Linked DNA regions of Homo sapiens: regions 1 and 3 are each linked to region 2. The links are chromatin loops, found by intact Hi-C in ENCODE. Cell type or tissue: mammary epithelial cell. All regions are shown on one strand.

Region 1 (8,000 bases), 130 kb before region 2:
TCAAGCAGGAAGACAGATTGGAGCAATTGGACAGGGTAGTTGAAAAGAAATGCAGCCTGTGTAGAGGGGTGAAAAGCAGCCAGGGTGACAGACCAAGGGGGACATCTTCCAGCAAAGGACAGGTGGAGCCTTCATGGTAGGTGAGCCAGTCAGGAATTAGGTCATGCCTGCTTCCCTATACATCCAAAGTTATGAATGGATGGATGGGTATTGAGAGGAGGATCACTTCAAATACACACACCCACACACACTTTCACACACACACTGTGATAGTGTGATAGTTAATTTTCTGGGTCAACTTGCTTAAACTATGGTGCCCAGTTGTTTGGTCAAACACCAGCCAGAATGTTGCTGTGAAGGTATCCTTAGATCTGGTTAACATCTACATCAGTAGCCATGGAGTAAAGCAAACCGCCCTCCACAATACGATGGGCCTCATCCAATTAGTTACAGGCTTACGAGCAAAAATGGAGATTTCCTGAAAAAAGAAGCAATCCTGCCTCAAGACTGCAACATAGAAACCCTTCCTGAGTTTTCATCCTGCAGATTTTTGACTCAGGACTGCAACTCAGCTCTTCCATAAATTTCAGACTTACCAGCTCCCACAATTGTGTCATCAATTCCTTAAAATAAATCTCTCTCTCTCTTGCTTCTGTCTGTCTCTGTCTCTATCTCTGTCTCTCCCTCCTCTATTGGTTCCATTTCTCTGCACAGCCCTGACTAATACACCCTCCCACAACATGCCCATAGACACACACCTACCTTTCCCTCCTCTTCCTTCTTGTTTAAAATCTTTTGCTAGCTTCCGCTAAAAATAGAGTTTCTTTCAAACTTCTTATTCTGGCCAAGAATATCTGAATCTCTAATCTGAACTCATCTCTTCTCATTGTAAACTGGCCTTCTCTCTGTACCTGAAGTGTGCCAGCTCATTCCTGCTTAAGGCCTTTGCCTTGTGGTTCCTTGTGAGGCTTTTCTCCTAGTTCATGGCAAAAGGGCCCTCTCCTTTCTTTCAGAATTGAGCCTAGATGCCATCTATTTAGTGGTGACTTCTCTGACTGCTTTATTCTATCCCATCCCAAGCAATGCATTCTCTATTAAAACATCATATCATGTTTTGTTGTCTTTATAGACCTTATGATCCGGAATTCCTATTGATTTATTACTTTACTTTTTAATTTGTGTATCTTGCCTCTCACCTCCCATATAGGCCACACGAGGGTAAAGGCCTGGTCTAGCTTGTTCACAGCTGGAAGCCCAGTACCTTGAACAGTGCCTGGTATATGTTGGTTGATCCACCAGTACTCTTGAAAGAGTGAATGGCAGTCTGTACAATCATCTGGAGGAAAGGGCTCAGAGTCTGTTGGGGGTGGTTATTTAAAATGCGAATTCCTGTATTCCAACCTCAGAATCTGTTTTGGTAGTTTTAGATTGAAAAACAAAGTCCTAAAATGTGTGTTCCTTTCTTGATTGAATTTCTTGGATAATAGCTATGGGTTGAGGACTTCTTTTAGAAAGACAATCTTTCACAGAAATAGAATATATTTCACTTGGCTTATGAGTGAAAGTGGATCTTGAGGTAGCTCTCAAACCATGACACCACATCAGATTGCACTTCTGATCTACTGAAGCAATATTTCTGGGTATTAGTTCCAGGAATCACTATTCCTTACAAGATCTCCAGGTGCCGCTGGTAAGTATCCAATTTTGTGCAGCTCCAGAGTGTGAGGGACTCATGATCAAAACTGATGGGACACAAAGCAAGCATTGATGTGACTTCTCCATATGCATATAAATAAAAGCCTGTGAATAACATACCATATCTGATAGATGTATTTTTGGGGCAAGCAACAACAAACAACAAAATCTGATTAACAGTAGATTAAACAATAGGTGCTATTTTTGCCTCTCATTACAAGAATCTTGAGTTAGGTGTTTGCTGGCATCGGTTCAGTAGCTCTGCAGAGCCCTCAAGGATCCAGGTTATTTCTCCCTTTATCTTTCACCATCCTCACACGCTTGCTTTCTTCCTCATGCTTATAACTCCATGTTTGCGTAACACTGACACAGCTTCAGGCATCACATTCACATGCAAGGCAAGATGAAGAGTCAAGGGCTCTTCTCTTTATCTAGAAAGAAAAGTCTCTCTCAGGAGCTCACTCAGAATACTTTTTGTTTTTCCTTGGCCAGCACTTGGCATTTTACACTACAGGCAAGAAAGTCTGGGGACATGAGTAGACAGCTCTCCTTCTCCAGACTCCACAGTGGGAGGTGTCCAGTGAGAAGGGGATTGGAAATGATTTTTAAGGGGCCAAGGAAGAGCATTTACCACATGTACCTGTGGTGGGAACATTGCGTAGCCCAGATAATGTCCAAGAGGGAGACATCTACCCTCTTTTGCTCCATTCAGTCTTTGCTTTTTTAGGATTATTTTTTTCTTCACCAAGAGAATTTTCCCGAAGTGACTGATTCTTACTCCCAAACTCTTCATGTACTTTTGATGGCAACAACAATTTACTATATGCCAGACATTATCTATAAGATGTGTGATATGTGTGTGTGTGTGTGTGTGTGTGTGTGTGTGTATAATCTAAGTGAAACATAACCCATATGTCCCTTAAGCTACTTAAACCTTCCTTAGATAGTCAAATGGCCTCTTCTTTTGATTTAATATATGTAGTTCAACTTGGTCTGTGTCTGGAGAATGAATTCCATTTCTGATAATTGTTAGGGGTAAGGATATTAAGTATACCATGATTAAAGGATATGAGTGTCTACTATTTTGAACCATCAGAGAACAAAGAAAATAACAAAGAGGATAAAGAATAAAAACTTTCAGACCAGGCATGGTGGCTCATTTCTAGAATCCTAGCACTTTGGGAGGCCGAGGTTGGTGGATCATTTGAGGTCAGGAGTTCAAGACCAGCCTGGCCAACATGGTGAAACCCCATCTCTACTAAAAATACAAAAAAAAAAAATTAGCTGGGTAAGGTGGCAGGCACCTGTAGTCCCAGCTACTCGGGAGGCTGAGGAGGAGAATCGCTTGAACCTGGGAGGTGGAGGTTGCAGTGAGCCGAGATTGCACCATGGCACTCCAGCCTGGGTCGCAGAGCAAGACTCTGTCTCAAGAAAAAAAAAAAAAAAGAATACAAAATTTCAAAGAAGCATGGGACCATGAGTGGCTTTGGTCTTCTAGGAGTCTTGGGCATAAGCCATTTATCTCAAATTATCTTCTGCTTCTGAATCAAAACACTCGGTCATAGGCAAATGTCCAAGTGATGAAGACAATGGTATCTGATATGGTTTGGCTGTGTTCTCACCCAAATTTCATGTTGAATTGTAATCCCCACATGTCAGGGGTGGGAGGTGATTGTATCATGAGGACAGATTTCCCTCATCCTGTTCTCATGATAGTGAGTGAGTTCTCATGAGATCTGATGGTTTAAAAGGGTGGCACTTCCCGCTCACTCTCTTTCTCCTGCTCTGCCATGGTAAGATATGCTGACTTCCCCTTCTGCCACGATTGTAAGTTTCCTGAGGCCTCCCAGTCAGGCTTCCTGTTAAGGTTGTGGAACTGTGAATTAATTAAACCTCTTTTCTTAAGAAATTACCCAGTCTTTGGTAGTTCTTTATAGCAGTGTGAAAATGGACTAATACAGTATCCATATATTTATCTCGCTAGTATCAATGGTCCTTTACTGAGATTTTTTTAGCTATTTTCTTCTAGAAAACTCATTTTCTCAGTACCTCAGTCAGTACTCTTAAAGGTGGATGTTTTGGCAACAAGAAAGAGAAACTCCATCAGAAGTACCAAGAAAAAGCTCTGAGCTCATTTTCTGTGTACTTAAGGTCAGAACTACATCAGAGCAAACACACACTGCCTATTTGAATACACAACATAAAAGAAGGGCAATCCATCATTCATTAAGTTCCCCTCAAACACACTTGCACCTGCAGATTTCCTGGAGGTTCTTTTTTTTTTCTCTTCCTTAGGGGGAGGGTCTTGAAGTACCAGGACTCTCAAGCACCTGGAGGCCAACAACTGCAGATGTCTGCCTGAAGGCAAAGATTTGATCAGGTTTATGAAACCAGCATGGTATGCCCTAAAAAAACAATGATCTACAGAGATTATAAAGCTTGAAGTGTTTTTAATCCTGAAGATATGCAAACTATATGCCTACAAAAGATTTGGGAGATTCTGCAACAAAAATATAGAATGATTTTCAAATGCATCCTATCAAGAAGTAGAATTTTGGTTGACATTAAGGGTTTTGTGTGTGATAGCACTTCATTTTATGTTGTGTGAATATAGTAAGAGAATCTATGATAATTGCAAATGTGTCTTCAGTAGAGAAGAAAAGAAGGTTCTTTATGGCCACATGTTCAGAATCTGTATTATTGTTAATAGCCCAAATTTGGACTCTGAATTTTCCCCAGAATTTAAACTATCAGGTTTTTAAAGTAAAAATATATCATTATTTACTTCAATAACATCTCTAAAAATGTCTTGGCTACCTAAAATATATCAAGATTTAGACTTAGTCAGAACTATTAAGTAAATTTCCTTTGATTAATAAATTGTTTTCCATTTAAAACAAAAGAGGAAAGCAAAACTGTTTTCTTAGAATCAGCCAAGATGTTTGTCTTAAAACCTGTTGGCTTTGCCTATCCCTAATTGTTCCTTTCTGATTCACATTAGAAGCCTATACTGTTGCTAACAAACCTGACCATTTTGGCAAATTACTACAGTTGCACTGCTCCAAGTTAGACTCTATGGTATTGTGTAAAAATTGAGCATTTAGTGGCTTAGTCACACCACAAAATTGCAAAAGTTCTTAAGTCTAGGTCAACTTGAACAAGTTTGTTCTTGATTTACATGCCACCTCCAAAAATATGTCAGGGTATTTATTTGCTTTCAGAATAGCTTGCATCTCTCTTTCAGAGGAGAGGTGAGGCAAACATAGGTTGTGATGATGAGTGATTGCCCCCACACGTGCAACTATGAGAGCGCTTTTTTGGATTTGGGTAACACCAATTTTAAATATTTAACCCTTGCGATCACTTACTATTTACCAATACCATCTTCTCAGCTTTGTTCTAAATTATTTTCTTAATTTTTTTTAAGGCCAAGAGCCAGGAGGTCAAACCTTCTGCCCCTCTGACCAGCTGCATGCAGGCAATTAGAGCAATACCACTTTTAAACACAGGTTTGAGCACTACAAGTGTAATTCTCAGACTTATCTGTATCCGAGGGTTATCCTCAAGAATCTCTTGACTCATACTCTAAGATTCTCAGAAATATTTACTGGAAAAAAAATCCAAACTCTGAGCAGCTATCACATAATCTCTTTCATCTGCTGAAGCCGCCATGTTGTTCATAGCGGTAGGGAGACACAGCAGAAAACTGGTCCATCGTTATTTATGTTATTCACTTTCAGGAGAACTAAGGCATCTCACAATGGAACAGTCCAATTCTATTTTTACTGATTTCTGAATGCTGCTTCAGACAGGTTTTTTTTTTTTTTTCTACTGCTGTTGTTAGTGCTTTCAGTTAACTTCAGAGAATGAATACATATCTATCCAACCAGTAAAGCGACATATTCAGAAAGGATCCTATTTTTGTTTAAGGGCTTGCTATATTCTTTCAGATTTATCCATAAGCTTATAATAGGACCTGGAAACACAGGCAAAGATGTGAATTGAGATGATTAAATAATGTTTTCAGGCTGTCTTTCCTCCTCTAGCTGGATTGATCGGGTGCTGTCGTTCTGTGCGTTAGAGTAAGGCTGACATTCGCTCCTGCATTGTGCCTTGTGTTGGGCAGAACTGAGACTCGTGGGTGGAGGGCAGTGGGGATGAGCTGATTGGACCACTTTTAGGCCAAGTAAGAGAGAACACATATACTTGTGTTACAGGAAAGGTGTTCGATCCATACCCCAAGAGAGGGCTCATACTCCAAGAAAGAATTCAGGATGAGTCCACAGTGCAAAGCAAAGGCAAGTTCATTAGGAAAGTAGAGGAATAAAAGAATCGCTACTCCACAGGGCAGCCTGAGGGCTGCTGGTTGCTCATTTTATGGTTATTTCTTTTGCTGAACAAGGGGTGGATTATTAATACCTCCCCTTTTTAGACCATATAGGGTACTTCCGGATCTTGCCGTGGCATTTGTAAACTGTCATGGTACTGGTGGGAGTGTAGCAGTGAGGACAGAGGACACTCTCGTGGCCATGTTGGTTTTGGTAGGCTTTGGCTGGCTTCTTTACTGCAGCCTGTTTTATCAGCAAGGTCTTTATGACCTGTATCTTGTGCTGACCTCCTATCTCATCTATGATTTAGAATGCCTTCACCACCTGGGAATGCAGCCCAGTAGGTCTCAGCCTCATTTTACCCAGCTCCTATTCAAGATGGAGTTGCTCTGGTTCAGACACCTCTGACACTGGTTCACCTGCAGAGAGGATGTTGAGGAATAAGTTTCATGTACAACTCACCCTTATTCAGAGCTGTTTCATATCAATCCTGAAAAAGGAATTTAGCAAAATTAAGAGTTAACTGCCTATAACCAGTTCAAGCCGTAAGTGGATTGAGTGCTCTCTAAGAATAGACAAAAGCTTTTTTTTTTCCTGAACAATTGATTATTGAGCAACCAGAAATAAAATGTTGTCAAGCTAGCCTTGAATAGGAGACTAAAGAAGTTCTAACCAGGATTTCAGAAAAAAATGTCTTTTTATTTTTAAGTGTGAGCAATGGCAAGACCAAGTAACTCTGTTATGGACTCAGCTGCTCCCAAAGTCACAGGGATCTATTGATAACCACCCAATCCCTCATGCCCCAGGCCACCAGAATCTAGTCTCCCCACTTTAGTTTAGCCTCCGTTTTTCTGCCAGAGTTATCTTTCTAAAATTCCAGTCGAACCATGTTTTCTGCTTGAAAGTATTTGATGGGTGTCCATTCACATAGAAGACAAAGTCAATCCCTGCAGCTTGGCATTCGAGGCCTTTCCTCATCTGGATCCTGTCGAAATTTCCAGCCTCTTTTATCCTGATCCAGCTTACTCTCAGCCACATGACGCTTTTCACTATCTCTTGAGCAGACCCACTCTTGTGTGTGGTCCCCTCCATGTGGAATGCCCTCTTTCTACCAAGGTCTACATATCTCACACAACTCCTCCAGAGGGTTTTTCCCTTGTCTTAGCTCTTCCCATTTCTACTCAGAAAGAAAAAAAAAATCAGTGCTCCCATCCTGAACTTGTTGCATTCTGATAGATAATTATGTTCTCACCAGTATGTCCTACCAGGCTGTGAACTGAGTTCCTTGATGGAAAGGATAATGTATTACTCAACTTTATCCCCACAGTTTCTTGTGGAGATGTGGCATATAACACACAGTTAATAATTACTGACTTTTATTGAATTGTAGAAACAGCAGGTTTGGGCAGGATATAATGCAAATGTTGAGTGATAACAGTTTTAAAATATTTATTTATTTTTGGTTCCCATTACTTATTCCGCTAGAATAGCACTGTCCAATAGAAATATAACGTAAGCTACAGATGCAAATCACAGATGTGATTTTAAATTTTCTAGTAGTCAATCTTTACTTTTATTTCATCCCATAATCTCTCCAATCTTCTATTTTGAGGATTTTTTTGGTGTTTTTAACTGTTTATTATATTTTATTAATTATTTCAAATATACTTATTTCATAGTATCATCTGATAGGATTACTTGTTGAAATTCTTAATTGTCTAATTCTGCTGACTTTTGCTTACACTGTTTCAGAATTTGGGGATTGTGAGCTTCTTTTCAGCATACCTTTAGCTGTGGGAATCCTGTGAAGTTTCAGGGAGGATTTGATTTACTTCTACCAATGACCCATTTTATTGTTAATTTCTTAGCTTTCAGTAGTCTCACTTAAAAATAATGCAAATTTAAAAATCGATTGTATGTCAGCATAGACCCATGACTAAACATTTTCTTTACCCTGTATTCAGTGGTTTACAGTAA
Region 2 (8,000 bases):
CGTCCCTCCTCACTCTCTGACTCACTGCTACCTTGGGTATGCCATTAACAATTCTGGGCATCAGGTTGTTCAAATGAAACTTCTAACCAAGGTATTTGCTGACCACCTACCTCACAGAAGTATTGCGAGTCTCAGCTATTAAGCTATTATAAAGCAATCTAAGCACATGAAGTGCTACATAAGCACTAATGGTACTGAGTCAGTGAGGAAAGGGAGCACGCTGTACATTGAATCACCTGCATTGTTTCCTTCTTTCAGTCCTTTGTGGTAATTTCCTAAACAACAAAAAATGTGCCCTTCTAGGATGACTGGGTCTAAGCTTGCTCCTGGAAGGTAACTAAGATGATTGAATTGAAAAGTCACAAAGCTATGGGCCATATTATATTTTCAATTTGGGAAAATAGGTATTTTTGAATTAATAAACTTCATTATTATTATTATTTTTATTATTGAGACAGGGTCTCACTCTGTTGCTCAGGTTGGAATGCAATGGTGTGATTGCCACTGGGACTCCAGGTGTGTACCTGCACACCCTTGCTTATTTTTAAACTGTTTGTAGAGACAGGTCACACTGTATTGCATTGGCTTATCTCAAACTCTTGGGCTCAATCGATCCTCCTGCCTCAGCCTCACAAAGTGCTGGAATTACAGGTGTGAGCCACCATACTCAGCCAATAGACTTTTCAAAGAGTAGCTTTAGGTTTACAGAAAAATCCATCAGGAAGTACAAAAAGTTCTTGTACACACACCCTCCACCCCCACTACTCCCCAAACACAGTTTCCCCTATCATCTTGTATTAGTGTGGTACATTTGTTACAATTGATGGTGTTTAGGACGGGCAACCCCAAAATACAGCATGTTGGCATTTGAGAAAACAGCAGAAGCAGGAAGGTCACTTTTACCCTCCCCTCATCTCTCCCGCCGGAAGCAGGTCAGAAAATCTAGGAAAGTCACTCTCTGACTTTCTCCCGCTCTTCTACCTTCTACCCTGAAGCAGGTCATAAGACCTTCAGGCGAAGGGTGCTCTCTCTAATACCAGAAGAAAAGAACATCCTTATCTCTGATGACCCAGGGATGCAGAGAAAAATATGAACAAACAGACCTTGCTAAGTTCCCCCCAGTTTATTACCATTAGAGCATACCTCCTTTGTCCAATCATACTTTTCCACAACCATCCACCTTGTCTCAAACCTAAGCATAAAAATGCACATTTGCCTGTTCTTTTGGGTCTTCATTTCTGAAGTCTCTTTTATGTAAAACTTAAATAAATATGTATGCTTTTTTCTTGTTAATCTGTCTTTTGTTATAGGTGTCTCAGCCATGAAAAGACTAGAATAAAAATGCTTATTATCCTAATTATCCAGAAAAGAAACAACAAACAGATAGAAATTTATGATGAAAGAATATTCTTCTGGGGAGCAAAAATTATTTCCAGCAAATAAGACAGGAAAAGCCCATAAAACTCTTGTCTGCAAGTGGTGGATGAAAGCCTGAGGTCAAACTGGGGGTGGAAATTTGAAAGACTGGGTCAGAGAAAAAGAAATTTTAAATGAACACTAGAGGAGGGGAATTTTGACAGTAATTAGTATCTTTCAAAAACAAGAGCTTGCAAATGTTTGAACTGTAATTCCATGAAGTCAAAAGGAATCTTTGAGAAAAGAAATGTTCAACCAGCATACTGACTTTCTCATTTGATTAACATTTTTGTTGTACAGAATCACCTAAATCTGCCCAGGGAAAGCCCTTTACATATTTCCCTCCATTAATTATCAGCTTGTGATTTATTGTAACTACCAGTGAAATATGCAGCATTGTGAATGAATAAAAAAGCATTTTTTGCGAGAGTTCTCATTTCTTAATGGGCCCCAGCAAGGAGCTTGCTTTTTTTAAAATAAAAAACAAACTTGAAGGCCCTAATAATGAGATCACATAATAGAAAATAAATATATAAAATACCAGGCTTCACTGAATCTTAAGAAGTCATCAAGTCAGGTCGGGCATGATGGCGTGCACTTATAATCCCAGCACTTTGGAAAGTTGAGGCAGGAGCAGGAGCATTGCCTGAGGCCAGGAGTTCAAGAATGCAGTGAGCTATAATCAAGATTGTCTCCATCTAAAAAAGAGGAAGAAGAAGAAGAAAGAAGAAGAAGAAGTCATCGACTATAAAAAGCTTGCTATCTTATTTATCACTAAAGAGAAAAGTTTTCCAGTTAAAATTTTAAAGAGTATCTTAATTTAGAAAAATTTAAAATATGAAAAAATGTGCTTAGAACTGATGAAATACAGTTTATGGTATAATCTGGAGGAAGAAATACTTGATTCTTTCAGACTTCATTTAGAAATGTACTAAATTGCAGGTGACCTGTTAAATCTTACAATATATAATATTTTCACATATAATCTCCATTAGAGAGGCTTTATTTCTTGCTATTATGTTTTGTTCCAAAAGATAGAAGTTATTTATCAAAAAAATCACCAAGTTGTCTCAATTTTAACCATCTAATTTTGAGATGCTCTTCTTATCAAAAAATTTTTGTATTTTGAATCAGTGTCAGATTGACTTGATTTTTAAGAAGTTACTTGAACTCACTAAGCCTCAATTTCCTGAACTGTAAAAAGTGTATTATAATAGTAATATAATTTTAAGGGATTGTTATGAGAGACAAAAGAGTCATAAGCATTGAATAAATATCAGCTGTCAGTTATCATTTGGCATACAAGAATCAGACTAATTTGAATTATATTTTGAGTCTACCATTTTCTAGTCATAATAATTTGGGCAAATCAAATATCCTCTCTGCCTCATAAATGGTCATAGTGACACTTGTCTTTCAGGTTCTCAGGAGGGTTCAATGAGCTGATAAAATATATCAACTTCCCTATATTATGCCAGCCATATTACGCTGATTAACAAAAAATTTCACAGTAGAAGATGACATTCATTGAGCATTTATTTGCTCAAACTCTTTGACTCCTGTGCTCTTTGACTCATTTAACCTATACGATAATCCTAGGAGGTAGCTACAATTATTATTTCTATTTTACAGATGAGGAAACTGAGGCACAGAGTAGCTAAGTAGTGGTCACAAAGCTTTGGCAGAACTGCTCATTGAGCCCAGGCAGCATGGCCCCAGAATGGCACACAGCTCAAGCCACTTCTTTATTTGCCTTAACTTCACCACTAGGAAGAACACAAGGCAGCCTTATAAAATGAACAAGGCCTTCTGCTAGGCCAAAACATTGGGGGAATAATAATCAAGATATGACTGGTCACCGCAGATATGCTTTCCAGTGGGAGGCAAAGGCAGGACGTAGGACGCGCCGTTAGAGATGGGGGTTGCTCACAGCTCTAGTACTTGGCACGCAGCTAAGGTTGAGTCATTGACAACTTCCTGCACAGCCACATAAGCTGAGGAATAACATGGAAGGTATTTAACAATCTGTATGAACACGTAAACCCTGTGAAATAATGAGCAATCCGTCACTATGTTAACAAAAAGAGAAATAGTTCTAAGCACATTTGAACATTTGTGAAGACAACCATGTTCCAGGATGAAAGGAATGTAATACTTACACTTGGAAATATGTAATAGACAAGTCAAATGAAGTTCAAGGGCAAAACAGATTGACTGAAATGATGTAGGGAAAGGAGAAAATTGAACTGTACGGGCCTCAGAAAATGAGAAGAGAGCTGGTAAGAATGGAGAAAGTATGAAAACTGAAAAACCACTTCAGCTCATGAACTCATCTCCCCCAGTACTTGTAGTGTAGAGTTTTAAGACTTAATTTTTCTTTGTTTCAAGTGTGTTTATGTGGATTCCTAAGTAAGATTGTAAACTCTGCTGACTGATGTGGTGCAGTGGAAAATTCTCTAATTCAGGCCCAGAAGAGAGGAGTCTAAAACCTGGTCGGCCTCCCCAGCCAAATGACCACAGACAAACCATTTACTCAATGTTTCAGTTTCTTCATTAGTGAAATAAAAATATCTACTCAAAATAAGAATGTGTGTGGAAGAAACTTATAAAATATGTCCTGCTATGTAAATATAAGGTATTCAGAGGTGGGTGGAGAAACAGAACAAGAGACTGGAAGAAAAAAAACCTGTAGATCAAAAGATCGAGATGAAGACTTTGCCACTTACTTGCTTCATGACATTGGGCAGAATACAGTGATGCACTTAACCTCTGTGAACTTTAAGATTCCTTATCTACAAAATAGGTTAATAGTACTAACGACTCCAGTGGATTTATGTGCAAGTCACCTCAATTCTGTAAGGTAAGGAGTATCACTCCCTATTTTATAGATAAGGAAACTATGGTATAAGATTTTTTTTCTGTTTGTTATAATGATTCCCATAAAACCTGTAACAGTTCTCTACATGCAACAAAAATAAGTACTTGTTGATTGGTCACTTTATGTACATAGGTATCTTAATGGAAGAGACTATTTATCAAATAGAGAATCTCTTATCCAGCCATGAAGTAGGTGCACACTGTAAGATGCCTTCCTGGGGTGGTTGGCACAGATGATCTCTCAATGTTCCTTTCAGTTATATAATTCTGGGATGTCAAATTGAAACTGAACAAAGAACATAACTGGCAAAAATGAAATTACTGCTTTTCTGGAGACAGTGCTATTTGTCTGAAAATGGTAAAATGTAGATGGGAAGGAGGAAATAACAGGTCTGTGATTCATGATACTAAAAGCTAAGAAAAGGTGGGTTTTCCTTGTGGCTATAAAACAAACAAAAAAGCATATAAACCCAGTGTTTAAATGTTAATTTGCTACAGTACATCAAATGTTTATAGCAAGAATTTGATGGAAGCATCCTATTGAAAAAAACAAATTCTTTCCTATGTCAATGTGCTTATAAAGAGGATACCCAACTGTCTCCAGCAATGCATATTTATGTCTCTGCAGAGAATAACCTGACCTTATTTGCTGCAGTGACCATGAAACAGTGCTTCCATAATGGTAATATGAAATATTTCAGAAGAACAGAAAACCTTGTGGTTTCTTAGATAAAAGAAAATACTACCCTATCTTGCATTTCTCACATTTGCTGCTATGTACTTGGTTTATCTATTAGCCAGTGTACCCAGGGTATTCTGTAACCGGCCTTCAGACTTACTCAATTCTCCACATTTTAAAGCAGAAATTGGAAAGTGAAAAATGGTTCACACATTATCTCATATGTTACAGATTTTAGAGACATTTTGGCAAACAAATTAACTAGGCTTGATTATTCTTCTGAAATAGCGTCCAGGCACAGGACACGTATCTCCTCAACCTTTCTTTCTCTAAACGCACTTTTATCCACTTCAAAGTCATTTTATACTGCAGCGTAAGTCAGAAAGGAAAAAAGAACTCACAAAATGTCATAGTATTCCATTTTACAAGCTGTAATAACTAGGCTGTTCTGTAAAATGTCTGGTCAGGAAAAAGGCTGAAACTACTAACTAAAGTGAGGGCTGAGCTTCTTTTGAGAATTAGAATTCCTTGTGCTTTTCCAAGTCCTAGATGACATAGATAACGGAAAATTAATTTTAATTCTAATGATATGCTTAAATTGGCAAAGATCGGTAGTCATTATGGACTGGTTTTTGTTCATGACTTAATTTTGCCATTCTAAACCTCTGAGCAGGATTTAAAATACTTAATACAGCACTCCCCAGGCTCTGGTGTTTACCTTACTTCAAAAATCCATTTTTCATGATTTCACTTTTCTTCCACAGACAGAAGTTAAGTAAGAGGCTTTGGGTCAAGACTGTGACTGGATTCAAATCCTAAAGTTTTCGCTACACTGTGTGCTGTGGGTAAGTTATTAATCCCCTCTGTAAAATGGAGATGATATATCACAAGGCTGTTGCCTTATGAGTAAGTGAGGATTAAATGAGATAGTATACGTAAAGTGCTCTAAACAGTGTTCAGAAGAATTTTAGCTTTTAATAAATGTTAGCTCTTACTTTTCCATCCAGATGAAAGTATATGAATATTTAGATATTTTTCTAGTCAATGCCAAATACTTTTGTGCTTTCTTATTTCTGAGTTATAATAAAAGTTGGCCTGTTACAACTATGTAAAATTTCCCAAAGGAAATATGTGAAATTATACATGCAAAATAAAAATGCTTTAATTGCTGGGGTTTTTTTTATTCTAAAGTTTTTTGTAACTCTATAAAGCATGCCTTCAAAACTCATAAATAGGAGAGTTTGGAGTTGATTTTGTCAGTGGTGAGGAGGAAAGACATTTAGAACAAAATAGAATTTTTGACTTGAAAAGGACTTTAGGTATGTAACTGTAACATTGATGCTATCACCTACTAGCTTTCAGAACTTGAGCAAGTTACTGAACTCTTTGCGCCTTAGTTAATGGTGATATTATTAGCACCAAACACATGATGCCACTATAAAGATTAAATGAGTTAATGCATTTAAGTGTAGAACAGTGCCTGACATCTCTAACGAGTTCTCATTAAATGTTAGCAACTATTATTAATTCATTATTGTTATTTTACAAATGACAATATCAACGTCAAGGAAGGAAGTTCGTTTCCCAAGGTCATATTTTAGATTTAATGGTAAGGAGCAGGATCCAGGGCTTCTGACTCTCAGTCTACTGCTCTTTCCACTCTAACACCAATTTCTTCTTCATCTTGGCCTTGCCTCTAGATTTGCTTCAGTTCTTTAACCCTGGATATGAGTTTGTTTTATTCATCAATGGCCTGGATAGTGAAGATGTGAGGTCTAGTCATTGGTCTTTATGGTTGGTAGTGTAGAAAGATTAACTTTTGACAGTGAAAGGGTTAAGTTTTATGTGAGATAGAACCTGAAATTTGTGTTCAGTTACTATCTATGGCCTTTTCTCTGCTTAATAATTAGATACTAAAAAATCTGCAACAAAGAGATGAAGATTAAGAAAAATTGTCAAGAAGGAAGGAAAATTGTACCTACCCCTCGAAGAATTCATGAGGTGCTTGAGCAGACTACTTTGACCTCTTCTCAAACCTGCTAAGTGTGGACACACAATAAAAGCACTTTTGGTGCAGATAAACTGGAGAAGGGGCCTGTTTGTATAGTTTTCTTTGAGGAAATATTCCCTGCAGGAAGTATGCAGCAAAGAGAAAGGCTCATATGACAGAATATGTTAAAGCACATTTTCTTTTTATCTCTTTGCACATCCCCACTTTGCCACCCACTTTAGCCCCTACCTACTCAATCTCCTATGTCACAATTCCAGGTGCACTCATCAGCATGCAAAAATCACATATGAGGTGGATATATTTTCAGATGAAGATGGATAAATCAAATCTGCAAATGGATAATGACATGGGCAAGTCATCAATTTACACTTGTAAACAACTTTTCAGCTAGACCTTGGGAACAAGGAACATGATATTCTGTCTACAAACTCATGTGGCTTTCTTATTTGAAAGTTTTTTGAAAGATTTTTGGTTTTGTTTTGAGGAAATTTTCTGAATCTATTTTGAATGTTAGAATTTGGGCATTTGCTAAAAGGAAGTTGCTTGAGCTTGGATGTTTGTGCTAAGATTTCTTTAGGGACAGCTTCTCCAACTTTTTCACCAAAGTCGTCCTAACCACAGCTGAGAGGGAATACCAAGGAATGGGGACAGAACCTGAAAAGGTCAGCCAGAAGCAGCATTTTTGTTTTCATGTTTCATGTATGTATAGCACAGGAGTTAAGAACCTCTTGAAGAAAAATCATCTGATCTTGAATTCCTGTTCCACTGCTTACTAGCTGGGTGACCTTGAACAAATAGTCTTTCCCCTACTTCAAATATTTTATCTGTTAAGTGGTGATGATCATAGTACCCTCTTCATAGGGCTCTTGTGAGGGTGGATTGAATGAGTTAATTCATGTGCAGTACTCACAACAGGATCTAGCATATAGTGAGCATGCAGTAAACGCTAGCTCTGATTATGTTGAAGATAATCACTTGCGTTCTTGCTGTGATATACTCTGATTTGTTTAAAATAAA
Region 3 (8,000 bases), 110 kb before region 2:
AGGATTAAAGTACAGATCACATCCTGAAAGAAAAAGAGCTTGTGGGGGAGGAGGAGGGTGGTGGCATGGAAGGGAACGGAGAGGTGATGTCCCAGTGGAAGCAGATGATGCCATATCGTTCAGCAGCACATTAATACTAACAGCATATGCTGTGCTGAGGTAGTCACTGCTCGTACAAGTTTAAAATAAAAAGACATCATGGAGAAGTAATGCAGTAGAGTTTTGTGTAAGGGTGTTAGTTCTTTGGGAGAGAAGGGGAGATGAAGGTTGGAAGTGTAAAGGAGTTAGCTTTCATTAGCATTCAGATGGTTTTCTAGACATCTGATGTCTAGATGTCTAATTCCTAATACAGTGTTCTAGTGCTTAATTCCTTGAATAATGTCTTAGTATTATGTATAGCTTACTTATTACACGGCAATCTTTATTGTTATTTATTTATAATCCTCCTACTTGTAAAAATGATTTGAAGCAGCTTAAAAAGCACAGTTATAAATTCCTCAAACCACTAAAAGAAAAATAAAAGTAAGAACTAAGTATTAATAGAGATCAAGGTGGGGGAAAATAATTATATCAGAAACAAACAGCTAAGGAAAGTTATGGTAGCTCTGAACTTCTTAATGGTCAAGACAGAAAATTTTGATAACAAACTATTTTTCTTGGCCTCCAAATAATCTTAAGAGCAATTTTAGTCATTTTTGAGATGAACATAAGTAATTTAACAATCGCATTAAAGGAAATTGTGAGAAATGATTGAAGAAAACCTTATCCCACCACTCTAAGATAACCATTAACTTTTACTTTATTTGTTATTTTATTATTTTGGAGACGGCATGTTGCTTTGTTGCCCAGGCTGGGGTGCAGTGGTGCCATCTCGGCTCACTGCAGTCTCAAATTCTCTGGCTCAAGGGAATCCTCCTGCCTTAGTCTCCCAAGTAGCTGGGACCTCAGGCATGTGCCACAATGCCCAGAATTTTTAAAAAGCATATATATATATATATATATATATATATATATATATATATTTTTTTTTTTTTTTTTTTTTTTTTTTTTTGGTAGAGAAGAGAGTTCGCCATGTTGCCAAGGCTGGTTTTAAATTTCTGGGCTCAAGCAATCCTCCCGCCTTGGCCTCCCAAAGTGCTGGGATTACAGGCATGAGCCACTGCACCTGGCAACTTTTAAGTATATTAACTTGCAGTCTTTGTCCCATACAAACACATTTTAACATTAGATCAATCGCACTACATTTTGTATACAACTTTTATTTTTCCATAATGGCTACATATTCTTGAAGTTTCACTGGTGACTGCCTATTAAATTGTTAGGCTATGAAATAATCAGTCATGTTGTTATAATGTCTTTTAACCATTTCGGTTTTGTCGACCTTGTTTTCATCATTCTACTATTGTGTAGAATGCTGTAATGAATGTCTCCATGTGTATATTTTTTTTTCACTTCTAAGGAATTATTTCTTCATTTAGTCAATAAATACTTATGAAGAAATTCTTTCTGTGTTTCAGTCACATGTGATGGATTGGGGACATAGAGGTCAATATTTTCAAGGTACAGAGGAAAGGTACATAATTCTGTTTGCGCACGGAGATACCAGGAAAGGCTTTGGTGAATGTGATGTTCGGACAGTCCCAAATAATTTTTTTATAAAGTGCTTGTCAAGTTTCTTTCCAGTTAGGTTTTATCAAATCACAATGTTGATGTGGTAAAAGATTTACTCCTTCCTTCCATTATCAAACCTATATCAATATTTGTGTTATCATTAAATCTAAAGATATTTTAGAATGCTTAACATTTACCTGCAAGTTGCTTTAATTTACTCAGGTTATATTTGAGGATAATATAGTACAGAAGCTATATAGAGTCTGTTCGTGATCTTCATGCTTTCAATTACATGGAATGACATGGCAGACAAAATACAGACCTTGGAGTCCCATTTAAAAGATGCCTCTGCCACTAACTAAGCTTGGGTGAGTTAATCTTGCTAAGCTACAATTTTCTCAGCGGCAAGACTAGAATAACAATCAAGACATTGCATGATTATTGAAAAAATTAAATGAGAGAATGAACAAAGCATCTGGAATATAATAGGTATTTTGGGAATATAATAGGTATTTTGGGAATAACTATGACTGCTTATTTGCATATTGGGGTTCTCTGTATAGATTTCAGGAGTTCTTTATACATATTAACCTTCTATCCTATTTAATGGAAATGACTGCTGCAACATGTTGCTCTCCTATTTTCAAATTACAGCATAATATCTTTATATTTTACTTTTTGAAACTGAGTTTCACTCTGCCACCCAGGCTGGAGGGTAGTGGCACGGTCACGGCTCACTGTATCCTTGACCTTTCCACCCAAGTGATCCTCCCACTTCCCAAGTAGCTAGGGCCACAGGCACGTGCCACCACACCCAGCTAATTTTTAAATTTCTTGTAGAGATGGGGTCTCCCTATGTTGCCCAGGCTACTTTTAGATTTTAAAAGCTCTATACATTTGTTTTTATTTTCTTTATGTTTTAAAGTTGAATCAGTTATTGTTCCTCTACAATGCTGTTAAATATTAGCATTTCTGATTGTTTTTCTACTGTAAGATAATAGAATTCTTTCAATTACCTGAGATCTATTTGGGTGTATAGAAACTTAATGTTTGACATCACAAATATCAGTTGCAATTTTATATTTTTCTACAATAAAAGCTACTGCCTCAATAAATGAGAGTTCAATGTTGCGAGTGTTTTCTTTCCGGTACCCAAGGCCACAGATTTCCCAAGTAAGACACAATAGATCTGCAGCTTGTTGAGACAGATGAAACCACACACCTGACGTTAAATCAATGAAATCATAGAGGCTGAGATAATATTTACAGAATTAGTCATGTTGACAAACAGTAAGCTCTGTTCGTTATGTATTTACTTGTCATAGACCACTAAAGGAAAAAGTTAATATTTCTTAGAACTGTCTCTATTGTAATCTGAATCTAAAACTTCAAATAAAAATTCTGGTCAATTGCAAAGCCTAACTTACACGATCTGGAAATTTAAATTGTGTTTTTTTGGACATGATTTTGAATTAATATTTATATTTAAGAGCTGAAAGATAAAGGAAGAGTAACCCAATTAAAAATTTGTGTTTTTAACAGGAGAAAACCCTTTTGCAATCTAGCCTTATTTATTTACATGGCCTCATCTCCCATAGCTTTGAACTTTATACCAGAAGTTCTGAAATTTGAAGAGATTTTTCTACCTCATATGCCTTTGAACATGACAGTCCGCTTAGGCAAGTCTTATAATGGACTTTCAATTTTTAGAGGTCTGATCAGCTTCTTATTCTTCTAGACCCAACATAAACACAAAAACTTCTCTAAAACCTTCAGGCATTAATGCCTGACTCTCTCCCTTGGTCACCTGGGGAATTATACACTTTCTCTGTTGCATGAAGCTCATTGCATGTGCCTGGGAGGAGGTATTCATTGATTTTGGAGCAAGGACTCTTAAATCAGACATGGGCTTCAGTCCTAGCTCTTCCATTTATTAGCAGTGCAACCTTGAATAAGTCAAGCAGCCTCTTTATGTCTCAGTTTTCTTACCTGTAAGACGGGGATAACGATAATATCTCATAGCATTGTGAGAAATAAATGAAATGATGCATGTTAAACATCTAGTCCAGTTTCAGACACATAATAAAGACATTGTGGATGCGGGTTACTCTTTGTTTCTATAACTATTACCCCATTAGTTAGCTATTGCTGCAGAACAGATTACCCCAAAACTTGGTGGCTTAAAACAACTAACATTTATTTTCTTAGTTTCTGTGGATCAGAAACCTGGATGCAGATTATTTGGGTGCCTGTGTGTATTAGTCTGTTCTTGCATTGCTATAAAGAAATTTCTGAGACTGGGTCATTTATAAGAAGATAGGTTTAATTGGCTCATAGTTCCATAGGCTGTACAAAAAGCCTAACACTGGCATCTACTTCTGGGGAGGCCTCTGAAAGCTTACAATCGTGGCAGAAGGCAAAGCTGGAGCTTGCACGTCACCTGGGGAAAGCAGGAGCAAGAGAGTGGGAGGGGAGGTGCCACACACTTTTAAATGACCAGATGTCATGAGAACACACTCACTATCATGAGGACAGCACCAAGGGGATGGCGTTAAATCATTCATGAGAAATCTGCCCCATGATCCAATCACATCCCACCAGGCCCCACCTCCAACACTGGGGATTACATTTCAATATGAGATTTGGGTGGGGACACACATCCAAACTCTATCACTGTGACTCAGGGTTTCTCACAAGGCTTCAACTAAGATATTCAACAGGGCTGCAGTCATCTTAGAGTTCAACTGGGGAGGATACACTTCCAAGCTCGCTCAAGTGACTGTTGGCAGGCATCAGGCCCTTGCTGCTGTTGACCGGAGACATCAGTTCCTTGCCACATGGGCCCCTCTGTAGGGCAGCTCACAACAGGGCAGCTCACAACATGGCAGCTCACTTCCCTCAGAACAAGCCAGTGGGAGAGTGAGAGGGGAGGCCAAAGCCAGAAGCCACAGATTTTTTTGCCCTCTAATGTCGGAAGTGACAGCTCATCATTTTCGACTTATTCTGTTCATTAGAAGTGAGTCACTAGGTCCAGCTCATGCTCAAAACCAGGAAATTACACAAAGGCATGAATACCAGGAGGTGGAGATCACTGTGGGGGGTAGGGGAGGTGCATTTTAGAGGCCACCTGGGAAAAATGGGGCTGTAGCTTATTTACTAATGTTTGTGTTTTTATATTTTCAATGTTTGACATAGTATCTGGCTCAACACAATCTTACCCCTATGGCTAAGATTTTCTTCGTTCTGGGAAATATGAGAGATTCCTCATTGTCAGTTGCCCACATAGCATTGATTTCATTGCTCTATTTTAAGGGAACAGCAATTACCAAGGCAAGACACCATGAAAGGTGGAAGAATGTAGCCTGCAGCCTGTCCCACCGTTTGGGACAGGTGGGATGGACTGCCGGATAGCGTGTAGGAAGAAGATTAAAACAAATGGGGGAAATTTACACACATCATTTATTTATCTAAAATGTTCTCCCTGTCATAGTCTATTCCCTCTTTAAACTGTGGAAAGAAAAGCCCTAGCATAAACTTGGTGTACCTTTTAAAAATTATTACCTGGTACTTCATTTAAAAGAAAAGGAGAAATTATAATTAACCAGTTAAGACTCACCTTTTCTGACATAGCATGTGGTTGTATACATCTGGTTGTAACCATGGTTCAAGTTGATCAACCACCTACCAGTTGGCTAAATAAATTCCTGATATGCTAGGCATCTGGGATGAACTTCCCTCAGACAAGCCTTTAGCTCATGGCTCATAAGAATGAATCTTGTTTTGTATGATGTCATTGAGTGTGGAGATATGCTGATGGAAAGATGGTGCTTAGCAACCAACTACTTATTTTCTTTAGTCTTCCTACAGGGTAACCACGAAGTCTTTCTGCAGGCCACTTAGAAAATATCTGTATGCCTCCTTCCACTCTCACAAATTCAAATTTTCCCTGTTGTTATTTTGAACATCTTCTTCCATGCTGATGCTTAGAAGTCGTTAAAGCAGCCCCTAATAGCTATTTTTAAATCTTTAACTGTTGATAAGTGAAACTGAGAATTTTTTCTTTCACAATCCTTTTTTTTTTTGTTTTGTTTTGAGACAGGGTCTTGCTCTGTTGCCCAGGCTGGAGGGCAGTGATGCAATCACAGCTCACTGCAGTCTCAATCTTCCAGGCTCAGGTGATCCTCTTGCCTCAGTCTCCTGAGTAGCTGGGACTACAGGCACACACCAACATGCCAGGTTAATTTTTGTATTTTTTGTAGAGATGGGGTTTTGCTACGTTGCCCAGGCTGGTCTTGAACTCCTGGCCTCAAACCATCCTCACGCCTCAGCCTCCCAAAGTACCAGGATTAGAGGCATGAGCCACCGTGCCTGGCCTTTTTCACAATCTTAAGCATAAGCTTGGTAGACCATAGACCCCCAGTAAGTGGAAGCTAGTGTAATAATATTATTACACTGTTTTCCTCAAAATGACCCTGCGAGGTGATTGTTTCACATCAGCTCATGCTCAGGCCCTGTTATTTCTGCATTTATGTGGACAGAGAATTCAGGAGGAATAACCAGTGGTAGACATATGAACACTCCTCACTTGGAAGGACCATCCTGTCTAGGGTGAAGACCTTTTTTGACTGTCCATGATTCTGTTTTTTTTTTCTCTTCAATACATATGCTGCCAACATTCTTCTAGACTAGCCAACTAGTTCGCAGGGCTTCTTCCCATCCGTCTTGCCCTGTAATTCGAGAGCTCATCCTATGGCCTGACTTGAGATGTAAGGCTGCCAAGACTCTTCCTTTCTCTTTGGAGTCATGGAGCACCTATTTCCACTCACCCACCCATCCATTCATTTGTTCATTCTTTTAAAGAAAATAAGATAGGGTTCCTGGGTTCAAAGAGCTTGCAGTCTAGGGGCAGGTGCGGTGGCTGACACCTGTAATTCCAGCACTTTGGGAGGCCGAGGCAGGCGGATCACTTGAGGCCAGGCATTCAAGACCAGCCTGGCCAACATGGCAAAGCCTCCTCTCTACTATTAACAAAAATACAGACATTAGCCAGGCATGGTGGTGCATGCCTGTAATCCCAGCTACTTGGGAGGCTGAGGCATGAGAATCACTTGAACCTAGGAAGCAGAGGCTGCAGTGAGCTGAGATCGCACCATTGCACTCCAGCCTGGGAGACAGAGCCAGACTCTGTCAAAAAAAAATTGTGGGTGCAATAAGATCTGAGCACACATGACCCTGACAGAGCAGCATAGCAGAGGCAGCGTGAGGGGAGCCGCTGTCCAAAGGTTTTGGAGGGAGAAGTCACTGCTGCCGCAAGTGACGAGAAAAGCCTTCTGGAATGTATGATGGGGAGGACTCTGACAGGTGGTGATGGTGAGGGGAACATTCCAGAGCATGGAGAAAGGCGCAAAGATATGCAGGAAGAAGCTGTGAATGAAGACAGCGAGGAGTCCAGTTCACCTGGAACGCAGTGTGTGGCAGAAAGAGCACTGCATGTGGGGTGTGGAGACTGGGTTTCCGTTCTGCCACCTTCCCAGTAAAAAACAAAACAGTGCCAGACTGGCACTGAACAGATGACTTAGCCTTTCTAAGTCTCAGCTTCCTCGCCTGAAAAGTGAGGTCTTCTACTCACACAGCTGTCGTGACAGTTAAATGAGACCAATGAGTGTACTGTGGCTAGATCATTTTTGAAATATTAACAGATGCCCACCTCCCTTCTCCATCTGCCCTCCACAATTTCCACTTTTCTCTTCCTACTCCTGGCCTGTTCTCCTGGCCACAGGGCAAGAATGTGGCAGAGCACAAAGGAGAGAAAAAAGGGAGTCTCTCTCTCTCTCTCTCTCTCTCTGTTTCAAAACCCCACAGCCTTAGGGAAATGGCAAGGACTCTGGAATTATTTAAATTGTTGAGAGTTTGATGAATATTAGGTTTCTCCAGATTGTCACCTGGATTGACCCCAGGAAAGATGGGGCAAGGGTGGGGGTATTGAGGCAGTGGTCCTTGACAGCAGGGCCCGCACAGCCTCCTTGACAGGTGAGCTCTAAAACTCACCTTCTCTAAAGGACATGTGCCTGGACCCCCACCCCTGGAGGTCACACAGCTTTAGAAAGGAAATGGCTCTGCAGTGAGCCTTGGCAAACAAGGCCATAGAGAGCCTCACTGAGAATCCCACACTCTACCCTAGCCAGAAAACCACAGAATGATTCCCCTCCTCCAAAGGGTGGCACCGGAAGTGGCCAAGTGAGCTGGAGGATCCATGCCTGAGGGCCCACAGATGACTCGGCAAAGACAGACGCATGGAGAACCAGGCACATCCCAGACTCCACACCAGCTTGACATTGTTGAATCCTCAAATCTTCCATTGCAACCCTTGAGAAAAAGGATTCAGACTG

Evidence for each region. A loop is a pair of places that touch in the nucleus more often than their neighbours do. Peaks named below come from ENCODE experiments on the same cell type or tissue, not always from the same donor. Only the 100,000 strongest peaks of a DNase experiment are listed, where the experiment ranks them.
Region 1: a loop joins it to region 2, with 7 times the contacts of the local background. A loop is called at or near these places in 3 of 110 quality-filtered maps.
Region 3: it touches region 2 in a loop (11-fold over the local background); 3 of 110 quality-filtered maps call a loop at or near these places.

What each region holds. Positions count from the first base shown.
Region 1 is chr12:27,994,898-28,002,897 of GRCh38, forward strand. No RefSeq gene overlaps it. Among named protein-coding and RNA genes, the nearest start is that of PTHLH, 26 kb to the left of the region's middle. RefSeq lists a silencer at 5,165-5,365. In mammary epithelial cell, no CTCF peak of the experiment used is centred here; a DNase peak (open chromatin) is centred at 4,804; H3K27ac peaks cover 2,044 bases.
Region 2 is chr12:28,127,516-28,135,515 of GRCh38, forward strand. LOC105369710 (a long non-coding RNA gene) reads right to left here and starts at 2,059. Exons shown (of 3, transcript XR_931461.3): 1 at 1,958-2,059. LOC107984462 (a long non-coding RNA gene) reads left to right here. Exons shown (of 3, transcript XR_001749450.2): 2 at 5,737-5,817; 3 at 6,883-7,059. RefSeq lists an enhancer at 2,778-3,977. In mammary epithelial cell, no CTCF peak of the experiment used is centred here; DNase peaks (open chromatin) are centred at 126 and 3,366; H3K27ac peaks cover 4,926 bases.
Region 3 is chr12:28,019,068-28,027,067 of GRCh38, forward strand. No RefSeq gene overlaps it. Among named protein-coding and RNA genes, the nearest start is that of PTHLH, 50 kb to the left of the region's middle. RefSeq lists an enhancer at 3,972-5,171 and a silencer at 4,215-4,415. In mammary epithelial cell, no CTCF peak of the experiment used is centred here; DNase peaks (open chromatin) are centred at 2,834, 4,604, 5,374 and 7,844; H3K27ac peaks cover 5,938 bases.